Linked DNA regions of Homo sapiens: region 2 is linked to region 1. A link is an interaction called in ENCODE POLR2A ChIA-PET data of the cell type or tissue named here. Cell type or tissue: CD4-positive, alpha-beta T cell. All regions are shown on one strand. Links, peaks and the distances in the headings refer to the core of each region. The heading gives the core; the rest is flanking DNA.

Region 1 (8,174 bases), core at 1,531-5,530:
ATAGCATATAAGCAGATTACACCTTGATGCAGTCAAGAATGAACTATTTCTAATTTTTCCTTATTCCCAAGGAATAGTATTTTCTAAATAGCTGGGTACTCACCAGGGCCCATCTTTTTTTTGCCAGGCCCTGAACTCTAATTCTTCCCTCAGCTTGTAAAACTGTGAAAATTCCTTCTTAGTTTTCCCACCTATTAGCAGGTGTTTTTTTGCTAAGTTTCTTGGCATGCTACTTATTTTCAATGACTTTGCACATGATTTGAGGGGAAATTGCATGCAGAATTTCAATGCATTTTTCCTCTCTTAAGTACTATATAAGTTGGCACTCTCTTGTGCAGTTTTTTTTTTTCTGCTTAGTAGTTGCCCTCAGTGGGAGGATTAGTGTGACAACAGCTACTTCATTATAGCCAGAAGTGGAAGTCCCTCATCCATATTTTATTTTACAAAACTAAGCCTCACTTACATTTAAAATGGTATGAAATAGTTTGAACATACAAAAGGGCATAAAATATAATCAACACCCATGGTAGCTTCACCAAGCTTTACCAAACTGTTGAGACCCTTGAACATTCCTCCTTCTCACACCCCCTCCTTTTCCACACTATTCAAAATTTGATGTTATTATCCCCATGAATTTTTAAATATTTTTATGATGGGTGTGCTTACCTAAACAATATATAGGATGATTTTGTATGGTTTTCAGTGTGGTGTCAATGGTGTTATTATGCTTATGCTGTTCTCTAACTTCCTTTTTTCACTCCAAATTTTGTTTGTGAGAGTCATTCACTTTGTTGTGTGTGGCTGTAAATGATTCATGTTTACACTGAGTGACAGTATTGCGATTTATTTTTTCACTCTCCTGATGATGGCTATTTAGATTGTTTCCAATTTTTCACTATTAAAATCAATGCTGCTATAGACATGCAGGAAGAATTTCTTTACCAGTTTACATAAGAGTGAAGTTACTGGGTTTTAGGTAGGGCATGTGTTCGCTTTTATTAGGTCATGCCAAACTTTTTACCAGACCAGTTGTAATAATTTACATTTCCTCTGGCTATAAATGAGAGTTCCTATTATATCATATCCTGAGCAATATGTGATGTCATCAGACTTTCAGTTTTTGCCAATCCGACAAAATTAAAATGGTATGTCATTGTGGTTTTTCTTTGTATTTCTTTTCTCTTCTTTTTCTTTTTTTTGAGATGGAGTCTCGCTCTGTCACCCAGGCTGGAGTGCAGTGGTGCAATCTCGGCTCACTGCAACCTCCACCTCCCGGGTTCAAGCAATTCTCCTGCCTCAGCCTCCAGAGTAGCTGGGATTACAGGTGCCCACCACCACACCTGGCTAATTTTTGTATTTTTAGTAGAGATGGGTTTCACCATGTTGGCCAGGCTGGTCTCGAACTCCTGACCTCAGGTGATCCACCCACCTCGGCCTCCCAAAGTATTGGGATTACAGGCATGAGCCACCACGTTGACCATGAAGTTAAGCACCTTATATTCTCCATAGCACTCACTTCAATCTAATTTCCTGCCCCAAGCTTCTCCATTTCCCCAGAATCTCTTGAAATTTGGTCAACTTTTAGGGTGAATTACAGCAACTCCAGGAAACATTTCTCAGCACTGAAACTGGTGGATAAATGCACCTACAGGACTTCAAATTCGATGACACTTTTAATGCTCATGACAAACCTGCAGCAAAGATTGATGACCTCCATTTTATGGATGAGAAAACAGAGAATCAGAGGGGTTAGAGAACTTGCCCAAAGACGCACAGCTGGGACCTGGCACACTCCAAGTCAGGTGCACTTCACTCCTCCGTAGGAGACTGCAGAGGTTGGGTGCTGCAGCGGTGTGTCAGGCCATTCTTGCATTGCCATAAAGCAATACCTGAGACTGGGTAATTTATAAAGAAAAGAGGTTTAATTGGCTCATGGTTCTGCAGGCTGTACAAGCATACTGCCAGCATCTTCTCGGCTTCTGGTAAGGAGGCCCTCAGGGAGCCTTTACTCAAGGCTGAAGGTGAAGCAGAAGCAGACACATCACATAGCGACAGCTGGAGCAAAAGGGGGAGGCGCCACGCACTTCTGAACAATTAGATCTCAGGTGAACTCACTCATCACCAAGCGGATGGCACTAAGCCATTCATGAGAAATCCGCCCCCATGATCCAATCACCTCCCACCAGGCCCCACCTCCAACATTGGGGATGACATTTCAACATGAGATTTGGGTGGGACAAATATCCAAACCATATCAAGGGGCTCCTGTAGCAGGAAGCCTCCTAAGACACCTTCTGTCCTTGTAGGAAACACACATGGTGGCCCGATCTGTATCTGAGGATAAGGTGCTGTTGCCCTCAGGGGTCAGCCTGCGTGCAAAGACCCAAAAGGGGATGGATTCGGGGCAGAGAAGGCAGTGGAATTAGGGTAGGCCCCATTTGGTGCTGTGGGAGCATGAGGAGGGAGTGATGGAGAAAGTCTGTGTTTTTAAGCTGATGTTTCCCAGAAGTGAGCAGTTTATTTTAAACAGTGTTAAATATCCCTGGATCCCCTAGTGAAAGCGTAGGCTCTTTCATCACTTGCCCTGCTGATGGAGGAGGCAAGATTCTCAATTTGGTGCTATCGCATCTTAAACACTACTCTCTCTTTTTTTGTGTTTTGTTTTGTTTTTTTTTGAGACAGAGTGTCTTGCTCTGTTGCCCAGGCTGGAGTACAGTGGTGTAATCTCTGCTCACTGCAACCTCCGCCTCTTCCTGGGTTCAAGCAATTCTCCTGTCTCAGCCTCCTGAGTAGCTGGGATTATAGGCACACACCATCACACCCGGCTAATTTTTGTATTTTTAGTAGAGATGGGGTTTCGCCGTGTTGGCCAGGCTGGTCTCGAACTCCTGACCTCAAATGATCCTCCCACCTCGGCCTCCCAAAGTGCTGGGATTACAGGCATGACCCAGTGTGCCCGGCCTCCCTTTCTTAACTTTAAACAAAGACAAACCACATCTCCAGTTTCTAGGACTCTCAGGCAGGCAGTAGCATGTCACTAAAATTCAATTACTGCCTTTGTTTTTCTTGTATTTAGTTTTTATGTTGTATTGTATTTAGTTTTATGGTAAGTTGATTGTTTTGTTTAAGTAACACTTATATAATATCTGCTATATGCCAGGCACTGTTCTAAATGCTTTATAAATGTTGACTAATTTAATTCTCCCAAAGACCTATGAGGCAGGTGCTGTGATTATCATTACTCCCATTTTACAGATGAGGCCCAGAAAGGTTAAGCAAACTGCCCAAGGCCACAAAGCCTATAAGTGGCAGAGCTGGGATTTGAACTGAGACCAGCCAGCTCCATAGTCTGTGTCTTGACCAGCATGGCGCACACTGCCTATTTCATGCCAGTTATCTGCTGATGGTCATGATATAATATTTTTGAGACATGTTTATTGGAGTAAAAAATAGGAGGCAAGGTAAAGATCAATAGTAAGTGGATAATTAATAGTAGCACCAGTGAAAACCTCAAACGCAATAGGCTAGTGGCAGGAGTTCTGGAACACTCCAGTGTGGCTGCAGGGATACAGCACATGGACCATGAAAGTTGAGTTGAGAGGATGGGAGGGGAAAGGTGTTGGAGGGCAGGAGTCTGCTCCAGCAGAGGCAAAGATGCATGACGAAGCCTGGGCTGCCGGGGAGACGATGAGTAATTCAGGGCAGTCAGCCAGTAATGGCAGGAAACCCGTGCACTGGTACAGCACTTCACAGTCCGTGAAGCACTACCACATCTGCTTTCTCACAGCCTCTTCTTCACTGCCAGGTGCAGTGAGCACTATTGTCCCCATTTCAGAGATGGTAACTGAGTTCAGAGAATAAAAGAGCCAGAGAAGAGCTACTATTTGCTTCAAGATCTTCTGGCTTCAAATTCTGAGCCCTTTTCTCAACTCCACTGTGTCAGGGATCTTTGGTGGCAAGTGACAGAAATAGAATTCAACATGATTAAGCAACATAGGTGGTTTTTGGCTCATGGGAATGAGAAATCCACAGGGTGGACATCAGATATGGCTGGATCCAGGACCTCCCATGATGCCATGGGGACTCCTGACCTGTATTTCTCAGTATGGCTGTCATTTTCAAGGAGGCTGTCTCTAAGAGGTGACAAAGATGGCTACAAGCTCTGAGAAGATACCAAAAAAAGTGTCAGTTTTCTAGAGTTCTAGAAAAAAAATCTCAGGACTGCTTTCACTGGCCTTGCCTGGGTTGACATCCATCCCTGATGCAATCACTGTGGTCAGACAGATGGGGTGTTTTGATTGGCCAAGCCTGGGTCAGGAGCCCACTTTGTGGAGCATGGGGTGGAGTCAGCCTCAGGCAAACCACTAGAGGCAGCTCAGATAGAGGAGCTCTTTGGGAAGAGACGCCGGGCAGGCAGAAGCAGCAGGTACCCCCTCCACATCCCTAGGGCTCTGTGATGTAGGCAGAGGTAAGAAATTAGGAGGGATGAGGAGTTTTTTGTTTGTCTGTTTGTTTTTTTAAAGACAGGGTCTCACTCTTTCATTCAGGCTGGAGTGCAATAGTGCAATCATGGCTCACTGCAGCCTGGACCTCCGGCACTCAAGTGATCCTCCTTCCTCAGTCTCCCGAATAGCTGGGACCACAGGCACACAGCACCCGGCTAACTTATTTTTACTTCTATTTTTATTTTTGGTAGAGACAAGGTCTTGCTATGTTGGTCAAGCTGGAGATGAGGAATATTGAATCTGGGCAAAGGAGTTTGCACTTTTTGCTGTGCTGTGGTCAAGATAAAACCATCAGGGAGTGACGGGGACAGAGCTATGTCAGGACTCGCACCGTGGCTGGGGTGATGGATGTGGACAGAATAGTGAGGGGGCAGACACAGACTCCCCCTCCTGCGATCAGAGGCCACATCTTCAAAGTGTGATAACAGGACCTCTGCAGGGGTTGGAATCACACAGGATTCATATTCCTAAAAGCAGGTTGAAACTGCATCTACCTCAACATTATTTTATTTGAGTAGTGATGTTATTGCTTAGGATGATGCTGGAGTTAAATTTTTAAGTGTGCTTATCTATAGAAAATATATTAAAATATGTATTAAAATAAACAACAGTGCACACAATATACAAATATGGCCAAAATTTTGGATATGAGATATTTTGGCAACTCTTGGCTAGATCATTCTGAGACCCCCTCTGTTTCTGAGGCTCTACCTTCTCCATCAATTACAGCTGTTGTTTGAGTGTTTATGTGATGGGGGCCATCTGCAGGGTTTTATGCAAATCACCTCCTTGAATTCTCACAAGCCTGGAAGCAGGCCTTGCTGTTTCCACTTTACAAGGCTCAGAGAGGGCAAGGGACTGGCCCGGAGCCACACAGCTGGTCATCTGAACCTTCCTGGCCCCCCAGCCTGTGCCCTGCCCCAGGGTTCTTTGATGGCTCTGTGAGGGAGGTCAGAGGGAACTATGGATGGGGCCAGAGTAGGATCTTTGGGAACCCCGGCACAGAGGAGGAGGATCTTCCCCTTGTGGAGTCAGGGATGGCGTCTGGAGAAAGCCATGCCTGTGACTTGGGTCCTGCATGGGGCATCCCTCTTAGGTTTAGCTTTAGCTCCATTCTTGTCTATAGGGGCTGGTCTGGGAGGGGCTCCTGAGTCTGGGCAGGTGGACCACTGCCCTCTGGCTGGCACTTCCTCAAACAGACACAGAGCTGGTGGGTGAAACAGACAAGTCCCAGGAGAAGCCTGGCATCGCCAGACTGGTGGGGCATTCCTCTGCCCAAGACAGTAGAGGGCACTCTTTCTGGATAAACTCACTCTGCTCCCCAAAGAGGTTCCTTCTCCATCCTGGCCCAAATTAGGAGGTCAGGTTGTCTCTGTTTGGTCAGGCCTGGATTTCCTAGCATGCTCCCGAGTGGGCTAATCTGGGCTTTGTGATGGAGTAAGGAGCCTCATTATTGGGCTAACCTTATCTTAAGTATTCAGCAGTGGTTAACTTTGTGGGTTAACTTTGGATTTATTATTCAGTAAGAAGCCAATTTATTGATGGCTGGGTGCAGTGGCTCATGCCTGTAATTCCAGCACTTTGAGAGGCTGAGGTGGGTGGATCACCTGTGGCCAGGAGTTCGAGACCAGCCTAGTCCACATGGCAAAACCCTGTCTCTACTAAAAATACAAAAATTAGCCAGGCGTGGTGGCGGCCACCTGTATTCCCAGCTACTTGGGAAGCTGAGGCAGGAGAATCGCTTGAACCTGGGAGGTAGAGGTTGCAGTGAGCCAAGATCGGGCCACTGCACTCCAGCCTGGGCGATAGAGTGAGACTTTGTCTAAAAAATAAACATAAAAAAGCCAATTTACTGGCTTTTTTTTACAACATGGATGTTTATAGGAAGGAAGATCCAAAATTGCTCCTCAGCAGATCCCCCTTTCCAAACTAGTTTTTTCTCCTTTTCTCTCTCCCTTCCTCTCTTTTTCCCTCCCTCTTTCTTTGTTAGATAGATAAATACACAAGTTTAATTTCACACACAATGCTACATCAATAGGCTCAGCAAGGGCAAAATAGTCAGCAGTCTCCTCCCTCTTTAAATTCACCTTGTGCTGGGCGTGGTGACTCATGCCTGTCATCCCAGCACTTTGAGAGGCCGAGGTAGGAGGATCATGTGATCCCAGGAGTTTGAGACCAGCCTGGGCAACATAGCAAGATGCCGTCTCTACAAAAATGTTTTAAAAATTAGCCAGGCGTGGTGGCACGTGCCTTTGGTCCCAGCTACTCGGGAGGCTGATGCAGGAGGATCGCTTGAGCCCAGGAGGTTGAGGCTGCAGTGAGCCGTGATTGCGCCATTGCACTCCAGCCTGGGCAACAGAACATGACCCCATCTCTAAAAATATTAAAATAAAATAATAAAACAAATTCACTTTGCATTTGTGACGTGATGGGGCGGGGGCAGGAAGAAGGTGGGAGAAGGGATTCTTGGGGTGAATCTGCCATTTCTAAGAGGTGGGAGTTCTTGGGGTCATCCACAGGCCCCTCGGGATCTTGCATTTTTCTTAAGACAGTTCCAAGAATCAGGGGCAAGTCTGCCTGGGAAGAGACAGGATGAGGGGGAGGCCGGGGGAGCCCTGAGCCCGCCTGGCTCACCCTCCACTGTACGTCTCTTGCAGGCCCGTGGGAGTCAGCATGCCGCGTGGCTGGGCCGCCCCCTTGCTCCTGCTGCTGCTCCAGGGAGGTAAGTGGCTGCCCCGTGGTCTGCGGGTGGGGAGGGCCCCCATCACAGAGCTGAGCCAGGGCCGGGCTGGCTTTCTGGGCTCAAAAACACGGCTAGAGTCCACAGATTCAGAAAAGATGACATCCATGCCCTTGAGGCTGACACGAGTCCAGTAGCCGGCTCTCCACTAATCAGAATCCATCCACCAAAGGGCTCCATGAAACAGAAGCGGTAGACATGAGTCTCAGGTGGCCCAGCCCACAGGCTTGTGTCTTCGGGTGTCACTGGGGGGATGAAAGGCTTCGTCCTTCATTTCCCCTGACCTCTGCCTTGGCTGGCTCCCAACTCTCTGAGTGAGGAAGTTCTGCCTTCCATCTAACCTCAGTTTCTCCTTATGTAATGACTCTCCTTGGAAATGTTTTTCAACAATTGCTGCACCGGGTGCGGTGGCTCCTACTGGAATCCCAGCCCTTTGGGAGGCTGAGGAGGGTAGGTCGCTTGAGCTCAGGATCTCAAGACCAGCCTGGGCAACATGGTGAAGCCCTGTCTCTACAAAAGAAAAAAAATTAGCCAGGCATAGGAGCGCATGCTTGTAGTCTCAGCTTTTTGTGGGGCTGAGGCGGGAGGATTGCTTGAGCCTGGGAGGTGGAGGTTACAGTGAGTCAAGGTGACAACTGTACTCCAGCCTGGGCAACAGAGCGAGACCCTGTCTCAAAACAACAGCAACAACAACAACAATAAACAAACAAAAAAATCGCTAGATTCTTAGCAGGCACTGGTGGTCCCTGGGCTGGGGACAGGAGGAAGAGCCAAAAGGAGACTGAACCTTGGTAGGCAGCCCCCAGAGGACCAGATGTTGTGGTTAGAGGGGGTGACGTTAGAAAGCAGAACTGGGAAGACCAGGAGTCCGACTGAAAGGGCACTGCCTAGGACTAAGAGATCCTGGAGGGCTTCCTGGAGGAGGGGGC
Region 2 (8,174 bases), core at 2,250-6,249, 230 kb before region 1:
AATTGGAATGCACCTTGCAAACAATGATTTCATGTCATCACTATAGACTAGGTGGCCATTGTAACATAGTTGTCATTGCCTGAACATGTGCAAACTTGGTTGAAATTCCTCACGTAATGACTGGACAACAGCAATCCATCAACGCCTACTTGGCATGGAAGAAAATGCTTCCCAGTCACCCCTTGTACCACCAGCAGGAGCATCCAGACTTTGGGGAATTTTGCTCTAAATCACCACCACAGTCTCTCCTGCCTCCACCCCAGCAGACCAGCTGTTTTTTTCTTCCTGGAACAATCTCCCCTCCATGGCGAGGTATCTGAATTACCCCCTTTCCAGTTATTTGTTGCTGTGCTGTCTTAAAACTTAGCAGGATACAATAACCATTAAACTATGCTTGCAGACTCTAAGGGTTGGGAAATGGCACAGAGGAGATAGCTTGTCTCTGCTCTATGATGTCTAGGGCTCAGCTGGGAAGAGGCATATGGCTTGGGGCTAGAACCTTCCAAAGGTTCATTCATGTGAGTGCCCAGCTCCTGGGCTGGGAAGACTCCTTATGAGGGAGTGCCAGGCTCCTGAGTGCTCCAGCAAACGAACAGAAGCTGCATCGCTGTCTATGACCCAGCCTCAGAAAACCCATAGTGTCACCTCTGCCATACCCTACTCAAGCCTGCCACTCAAAGGGAGGAGCATCAAAGCATTTGCAATCATTTTTTAAAACTGCCACACCCTTCTTTACCTTTGATCTGAACCTGTGACATGTGCCTGTGGTTCTCCACATGTCACCTAACATGACACACTCCTCACAGTTATTGCTATTTATTATTTCTTTTTTTTTAGAGTCAGGGTCTTGCTCTGTTGCCCTGGCTGGAGTGCAGTGGCATGATCATAGCCCACTGCTCACTGCAGCCTCCCTTGAAGTTCAGGGCTCAAGCAATCCTCCCACCTCAGCCACTCGAGTAGCTAGAACTACAGGCATGCGCCACCACGCCCAGCTAATTTTTTTTTTTTTTTAGACGGAGTTTCGCTCTTGTTGCCCAGGCTGGAGTGCAATGGTGCCATCTCCGCTCACTGCAGACTCTGCCTCCTGGGTTCAGCAATTCTCTTGCCTCAGCCTCCCGAGTAGCTGGGATTACAGGCATACGCCATCACGCCTGGCTAATTTTGTATTTTTAGTAGACACGGGGTTTCTCCTTGTTGGTCAGGCTGGTCTCGAACTCCCAACCTCAGTTGATCTGCCTGCCTCGGCTTCCCAAAGTGCTGAGATTACAGGTGTGAGCCACTGTGCCTGGCCGAATTTTTGTTAGAGACAGGGTTTCACCATGTTAGCCAGGCTGGTCTCAAACTCCCGACCTCAAGTGATCCACCTGCCTCGGCCTCCCAAAGTGCTGGGATTACAGGCATGTGCTATCATGTCTGGCTTTTTAAAATTTCTTTGTAGAGATAGGGTCTTGCTATGTTGCCCAGGCTGTTCTCGAAATCCCAGCCTCAAGCAATCCTCCTACTTCAGCCTCCCACAGTGCTGAAATAACAGGTGTGAGCTGCTGCACCCAGTGTATTTATTAATATTACATCTTTAATTGTCTAGGACTGTGAGTTCCTAAAATCTAACTCAGATCATGTCACTCTTCTGTTCAAAACCCTCCAAGGGCTTCCCATTTCACCCATAACAAAAGCCTAAATCCTAACGACATCCGGTAAAGCCCTACAAGAGTTACCCCCAAGTTATCTCTCTGACGTCATCAGCTTCTACTCCCCAGCTTTTGCTCCCCACCACCAACCACGATGACCTCTGTGCTCCTTCTTTAGATGCCCAGCACACCTGCTGTTCCCTGTGCCTGGAACTGTCTTCCCACACATGGCCCCATATGACTTACTCTCTCACCTCCTTCAGGTTGCAGCTCAGGTGTCACCTTATCAGAGAGGATTTGAGCACTCCATGCAAACCAGCAGCCCTCACCACACACACATATAGCACCATTGTCCCCCTTCCCCTGCTTGAGTCATAATATATATAACAATGCACATAATTTTCTAATTTCCTGTTTCCCGCCACTAGAACATGGGCAGGGATTTGTGTGTTTGTCCACTGCAAAAATCGCACCAAAATTTGACATCATCCTTCATCCATACCCAAGCCTTCTGACATGTGACTTAAAGCCTCTCCCATCAAGTAATAGATTCTCTGTCAGCTGCCGTAACTCATTCCTGTAATCCCGGCACTTTGGGAGACTGAGGCAGGGGGACCACTTGAAGCCAGGAGTTTGAGACCAGCCTGGGTAACATAGTCTGGGTAACACTTCTCCAGGCATCGGCTACATTTCCAAAAATGTGGGTGCCATCTCCCTCTGTGTTTTCTGGAAAGCTAGTGAAAATGCAAAACCCTGGCCAGGCTGCTGGCTGGTAGCTGGACCTGACTCCAGAACTACTGAATCGAAATATCCAGAAGCAGTACCCAAGAACCTATATTTTAAGAATTTCCACACTGCCCACAGGGGTCCTTGGACACAGAACCGGAAGGGCAGCCTGTGCCATTACCAGCAGGTGAGTGGAGGGTTGGAATAAATAGATTCTGGGACAGAGGGAAGAACAGAGAGTGTAGCTTGAGACATTTAACTGCCTTATCTAACCATCACTACCTCCTGGGGAGGTCGGTTATCATACTGTGAAAGGAAAATAAATCTCAGGATCCCAAAATCACTAAGCCAAAGGGAAAAGTCAAGCTGGGAACGGCTTAGGGCAAACCTGCCTCCTATTCCATTCCTAAAGAAGATGGCTAGTAAGATAAAAAAGCTACATACCTCCTCACAATTTGTCCACAAGGGATTTTCTTATGGACTCAGGACAGACAGAACTCACAGTCACCCCTCCGCTCACTGAGAGAAATGCATATCTGATGGATTCCTTTGGAAAGGCTAATCAGAAACTCAAAAGAATGCAACAATTTGTCACTTATCCACCTATGACCTGGAAGCCCCTTCCCTCCTTCGAGTTGTCCTGCCTTTCCAGACCAAACCAATGTACATCTCACACATATTGATTGATGTCTCATGTCTCCCTAGAATGGATAAAACTAAGCTGTGCCCCAACCACCTTCGGCACATGTCATCAGGACCTCCTGAGGCTGTGTCACAGGCCCGTCCTTAACTTTGGCAAAATAAACTTCCTAAATCGACTGAGACCTGTCTCGGCTATTTAGGGTTCACAATACCTATTTCATGAAGACGACATAGAAGTTAAGAAGAAATCACTTATGCAGATAGCCTTTTACCCTTGTAAAAGGCCTTTCTTTTTCATGAAAAGCAGCCCCAAATCATTTTCTAACAAAGAGCAGCCTGTAAAGTTGAGCTGCAGATATAGACAAGCAAGCTGGGAGCTTGCATGGGTGAATGAGGGCAGGAACTAACAACTAGACATTTTCAAGATGGTGGCTCCATCTTCCCTTCTCTGCCAGCCACATGTACTGTAAGAAGCAGACAAGATGGCGCTGATCAACTGGAAAGCCCATTTGCATAATAAGATTAGGGTGAGGTGACTAGCCTTCTGCACGCACTATGTAAACGTCACACTTGATCTAACCAATCTATGAGCCCCATGTAAATCAGACACCGCCTCCTCAAACTGGACTATAAAATTTGCGCATTTGCTGCCAACCAGTCTTTCCCACTGAGACACCCCTTCCTCGATAGAGGAAGCTGTTTCTCTTTCTCTCCTCTTCTACCTATTAAACCTCCGCTCCTAACCTCCTCATGTGTGTCCATGTCCTAAATTTTCCTGGCTGCAACAATGAACCCCAGGGTATATATCCCAGACAACATAGCCACTTCAGAGGTGGACACTGAGGCTCAGACAGAAAGTATCCCGGTCTGCCTTACTTTATGTTGGGGGCTATTTGCTTGTACCCCAGGGGAACCCACTCAACAAAACACCTGGTATTTTGCTCTGAGTCTTCACGCAAGGTCATTTTAGGCTTGCTAGCTCCCGGCTGAAGGTCACATGCTGAAATGAAATTGAAAGCACAGAATAACTAAGTGAGCAGACCCTCCACCTGGAAAATCCAGGTGGCATCAGTGGAAGAGCCAAGACATGGGAGGTTTTCATGTCTATTTTTAAGCAATTGAAGTAAATTAAATGTCTCTTTCATGGCCAAGCTACACGTTGTTTGCAAGTTTGGAGCTTTGTTTGTATGTATATATTTTAAATAAATTTGATAATTAAGTCACGAATGCTCCCAGCACACTTGGATATATTTAAATTACAGGCTTCTGATCAAATGGAGAAAAATCACAAATATGGGCCTAAATGATGCCTTTTTCTGTTCAGTGGCTTTTGCAGCATTCAAATGGGTCTGTCAGCTTAATGGCCAATTCTAAGGCTGCTGGGAATGACAGGAGGTGGAGGGACTGGCAAAGAGACTACAGGAAGTGAAACCCTGTGGTGAAAAATTGTGGTTCTTTTAAGAAAACATTTCATCTGCGCCTGTAATTCATTTCAACAAGCCAGTTTTGAAAACACAAACAAGCTGGTAAAAGGGGTGTTTGTCTCTGCCTGACTGGCAGCACTCCATACCCACCATTAACAGCCAGTTCCTGAACACTGTGGCTTCTGGAATCAGGGGGTCCCAGGTCAAATCTCCTTTGGTCCTTGCTGTGGTGCCTGTCTGGGCAAGTTGGAGATTCTAGTGCCCGCCCTACTGTAGTCTCTGTAGAGTAACTGCCCATCCACTGTCAAAACAAATTCAGATCTAGTAAAGAGTGGCTTTTCCCATCCCTATGTCCTGAATGGTATTGCCTAGGTTTTCTTCTACAGCTTCTATGGTTTTAGGTCTTATGTTTAAGTCTTTAATCCATCTTGAATTAATTTTTGTATAAGGTGTAAGGTAGAGATCCAGTTTCAGCTTTCTGCATATGGCTAGCCAGTTTTCGCAGCACGATTTATTAAATAGGGAATCCTTTCCCCATTGCTTGTTTTTGTCAGGTGTGTCAAAGATCAGATAGTTGTAGATGTGTGGTGTTATTTCTGAGGCCTCTGTTCTGTTCCATTGGTCTATATATCTGTTTTGGTACCAGTACCATGCTGTTTTGGTTACTATAGCCTTGTAGTACAGTTTGAAGTCAGGTAGCATGATGCCTCCAGCTTTGTTCTTTTTGCTTAGGATTGTCTTGGCTATGCAGGCTCTTTTTTGGTTCCACATGAAGTTTAAAGTAGTTTTTTCCAATTCTGTGAAGAAAGTCAGTGGTGGCTTGATGGGGATAGCATTGAATCTATAAATTACTTTGGGCAGTATGGCCATTTTCATGATATTGATTCTTCCTATCCATGAGCATGGAATGTTCTTGCATTTGTTTGTGTCCTCTTTTATTTCCTTGAGCAGTGGTTTGTAGTTCTCCTTGAAGAGGTCCTTCACATCCCTTGTAAGTTGGATTCCTAGGTATTTTATTGAATGGGAGTTCACTCATGATTTGACTCTCGGTTTGTCTGGTATTGGTGTATAGGAATGCTTGTGATTTTTGTACATTCTACTATAAAGACACATGCACACGTATGTTTTTTGCAGCACTGTTCACAATAGCAACCAACCCAAATGCCCATCAATGATAGACTGGATAAAGAAAATGTGGCACATATGCACCATGGAATACTATGCAGCCATAAAAAAGGATGAGTTCATGTCCTTTGCAAGGACATGGATGAAAATGGAAACCATCATTCTCAGCAAAGTAACACAAGAAGAGAAAACCAAACACCACATGTCCTCAATCATAAGTGAGAGTTGAACAATGAGAACACGTAGACACAGGGAGGGGAACATCACACACTAGGGCCTGGCAGGGGGTGGGGTCCTGGGGGAGGGATGGCATTAGGAGAAATACCTAAGGCAAATGACAAGTTGATGGGTGTAGCAAACCAACATGGCACATGTATACGTATGTAACAAACCTGCACGCTGTGCACATGTAAACCAAAACTTAAAGTATAATTTTAAAAAAATAAAAAAGAAAAATCCTATTTGAAGGAAACAAAAAAGAGTGGCTTTATTTGAAAGGATTATTGCAAGGTGCAGGAGGGACTTTTTTTTCTTTTTTTTTTGAGACGGAGTCTCGCTCTGTCATCCAGGCTGGAGTGCGGTGTCTCGGCCCACTGCAAGCTCCGCCTCCCAGGTTCACACCATTCTCCTGCCTCAGCCTCCCGAGTAGCTGGGACTACAGGTGCCCGTGACCACACCCGGGTAATTTTTTGTATTTTTAGTAGAGACGGGGTTTCACTGTGTTAGCCAGGATGGTCTCAATCTCCTGACCTCGTGATCCGCCCGCCTCGGCCTCCCAAAGTGCTGGGATTACAGGTGTGAGCCACCACGCCTGGCCAGGAGGGACTATTATAACAGGGGAAGGGAGACTTGCAAAAGAGAGTACACTGTGGCCACAAGGGTTAGGCCAAAAAGAGCTTTTCTTTCATAGGAAGAAGAAAACAAGGCTAGAAAGAACCTGGAAGTGGGGTGAAAGGGTGACATGATGGGTTAGTAGATCAGAGAATATATCAACCTGAGGCCAGCCTATTCTGAGGAGGGGCTGTCTGCTGGCCCAGGCCCAGGGTGAGCCAAAGTTCAGGGGCCTGGAGGAAGGAAAGAATCTTAACCAAAGTGGTTGACCAGCGTTTTATAAGGATTGATTAGTGGGACAAGCAGTTCAGGTAATCACTTATAAGACAATGAATGAGAATTGGAGGGTCTGTGTCCTGTTTACCTGCTCTCACAGGTAAACAATGGGGGTGGTGTCTTGGAGTCTTATCTAAATTCTCTTGTGGGGGTGGGGGGTGATTCTTTGCAGTAAACTTTTTTCCACAACACAAAAGGGTGAGAGCAATTCCTTTTTACTTTTTTCCGGGGACACAAGACTCAGGGAAAATTCAACATTGTCACTACTCAAGGGTGGAAACTTAGTGTAGCACATAACCATGAGGATTCTAAACCTGTGGCTGCTGAGTTCAAACACCAGCATCCCAGTGAGCCTGGTGGGTTAGGAGATCTTTCTGTGCTTTACTTGCTCCCTCCCTGATATGGTTTGGCTGTGTCCCCACCCAAATCTCATCTTGAATTGTAGCTCCCATAATTCCGTGTTGCGGAAGGGCCCAGTAGGAGATAACTGAATGATAGGGGAGGTTCCCCTCATACTGTTCTCCTGGTAGTGAATATGACTCATGAGATCTGATGGTTTTATAAGCGGTTTCCCTTTTCACTTGGTTCTCATTATCTCGTCTTCCACCATGTAAAACGTGCCTTTCACCTTCCACCATGATTTTGAGGCCTCCCCAGCCATGTGGAACTGTGAATCCATTAAACCTTTTTGTTTGTAAATTGCCCAGTCTCGGGTATGTCTTTATCAGCAGCATGAAAGCGGACTAATACACTCCCTAAAATGGGGATGAGCATGATCATTACAATAGCTACGATCCTCATATTTTTAAAGTATTTTAGCACCGTACCTAGAATCCACTAATCTATGAACTGATCCTGAGCAAGCCTGTTTCCTACTCAGACCCCAAGCTCAGTACGAACATAACTTTCCATGCCTCTGTGCAATGCTGCAAAAGGCGTGCATACTTGGAGTCCACAGGAGTGTGTGCTCAAAACACAAAAGTCCCAGTGACCACGCACCACTCGGCATCAAAGCAAAGGTGGCAGGAGTGTGTCCCCTGGCCACTTGCCTTCTCACTCGAACAGACTGTGGATGCAGCACTTGCTCGTGGGTAATTGTGGATCTGACTTTCCAAAAGTACAAGTATGTGGCCACTTTAATCACTGAGCCTCAGTTTCGCTCTCTGTAAAATAGGGAGAACTAATAATCCTAGCTGCAGAGATTAAATGGTGGATGCAAACAGCCTTGTACGAAGTTGTTATCTGTGCAGAGGAAAAAGCGGTATCACTAGCGTGGAAGGACCCAGAGGATACAGCCAAGCCTTTCTGTCTTCTCCATCCCCCGGCCTTTTAAACAGCAGTGGGGCGGGGCCACGGCATCGATCACTCGGCGCTCCTCCAGGCACTGCGTCGTGATCAGACGAGCGGTGAGCGATCGATACTCCTATGCTAGCCTCTGGCTCCTCAGGGGACACAGCCGAGTGGTCGGACCAAACGCAACGAGTCTTCGCCAGCCCAAAGGCGACTCGACACCGTCCCAGCT

What was found. ChIA-PET counts read pairs that join two places held together with the same protein. Peaks named below come from ENCODE experiments on the same cell type or tissue, not always from the same donor. Only the 100,000 strongest peaks of a DNase experiment are listed, where the experiment ranks them.
Region 2: POLR2A ChIA-PET joins it to region 1 with 5 read pairs; 4 of 35 experiments call an interaction of 5 or more read pairs at or near these places.

Annotation. Positions count from the first base shown.
Region 1 is chr16:27,422,894-27,431,067 of GRCh38, forward strand. It overlaps IL21R (interleukin 21 receptor), which reads left to right. Exons shown (of 9, transcript NM_181078.3): 2 at 7,163-7,227. The coding sequence starts at 7,179. Among named protein-coding and RNA genes, the nearest start is that of IL21R, 25 kb to the left of the region's middle. In CD4-positive, alpha-beta T cell, for the core only: no CTCF peak of the experiment used is centred there; DNase peaks (open chromatin) are centred at 3,708 and 4,298; H3K27ac peaks cover 648 bases.
Region 2 is chr16:27,195,455-27,203,628 of GRCh38, forward strand. KDM8 (lysine demethylase 8) reads left to right here and starts at 8,072. Exons shown (of 8, transcript NM_024773.3): 1 at 8,072-8,174. RefSeq lists an enhancer at 8,117-8,174. In CD4-positive, alpha-beta T cell, for the core only: no CTCF peak of the experiment used is centred there; a DNase peak (open chromatin) is centred at 4,427; H3K27ac peaks cover 1,732 bases.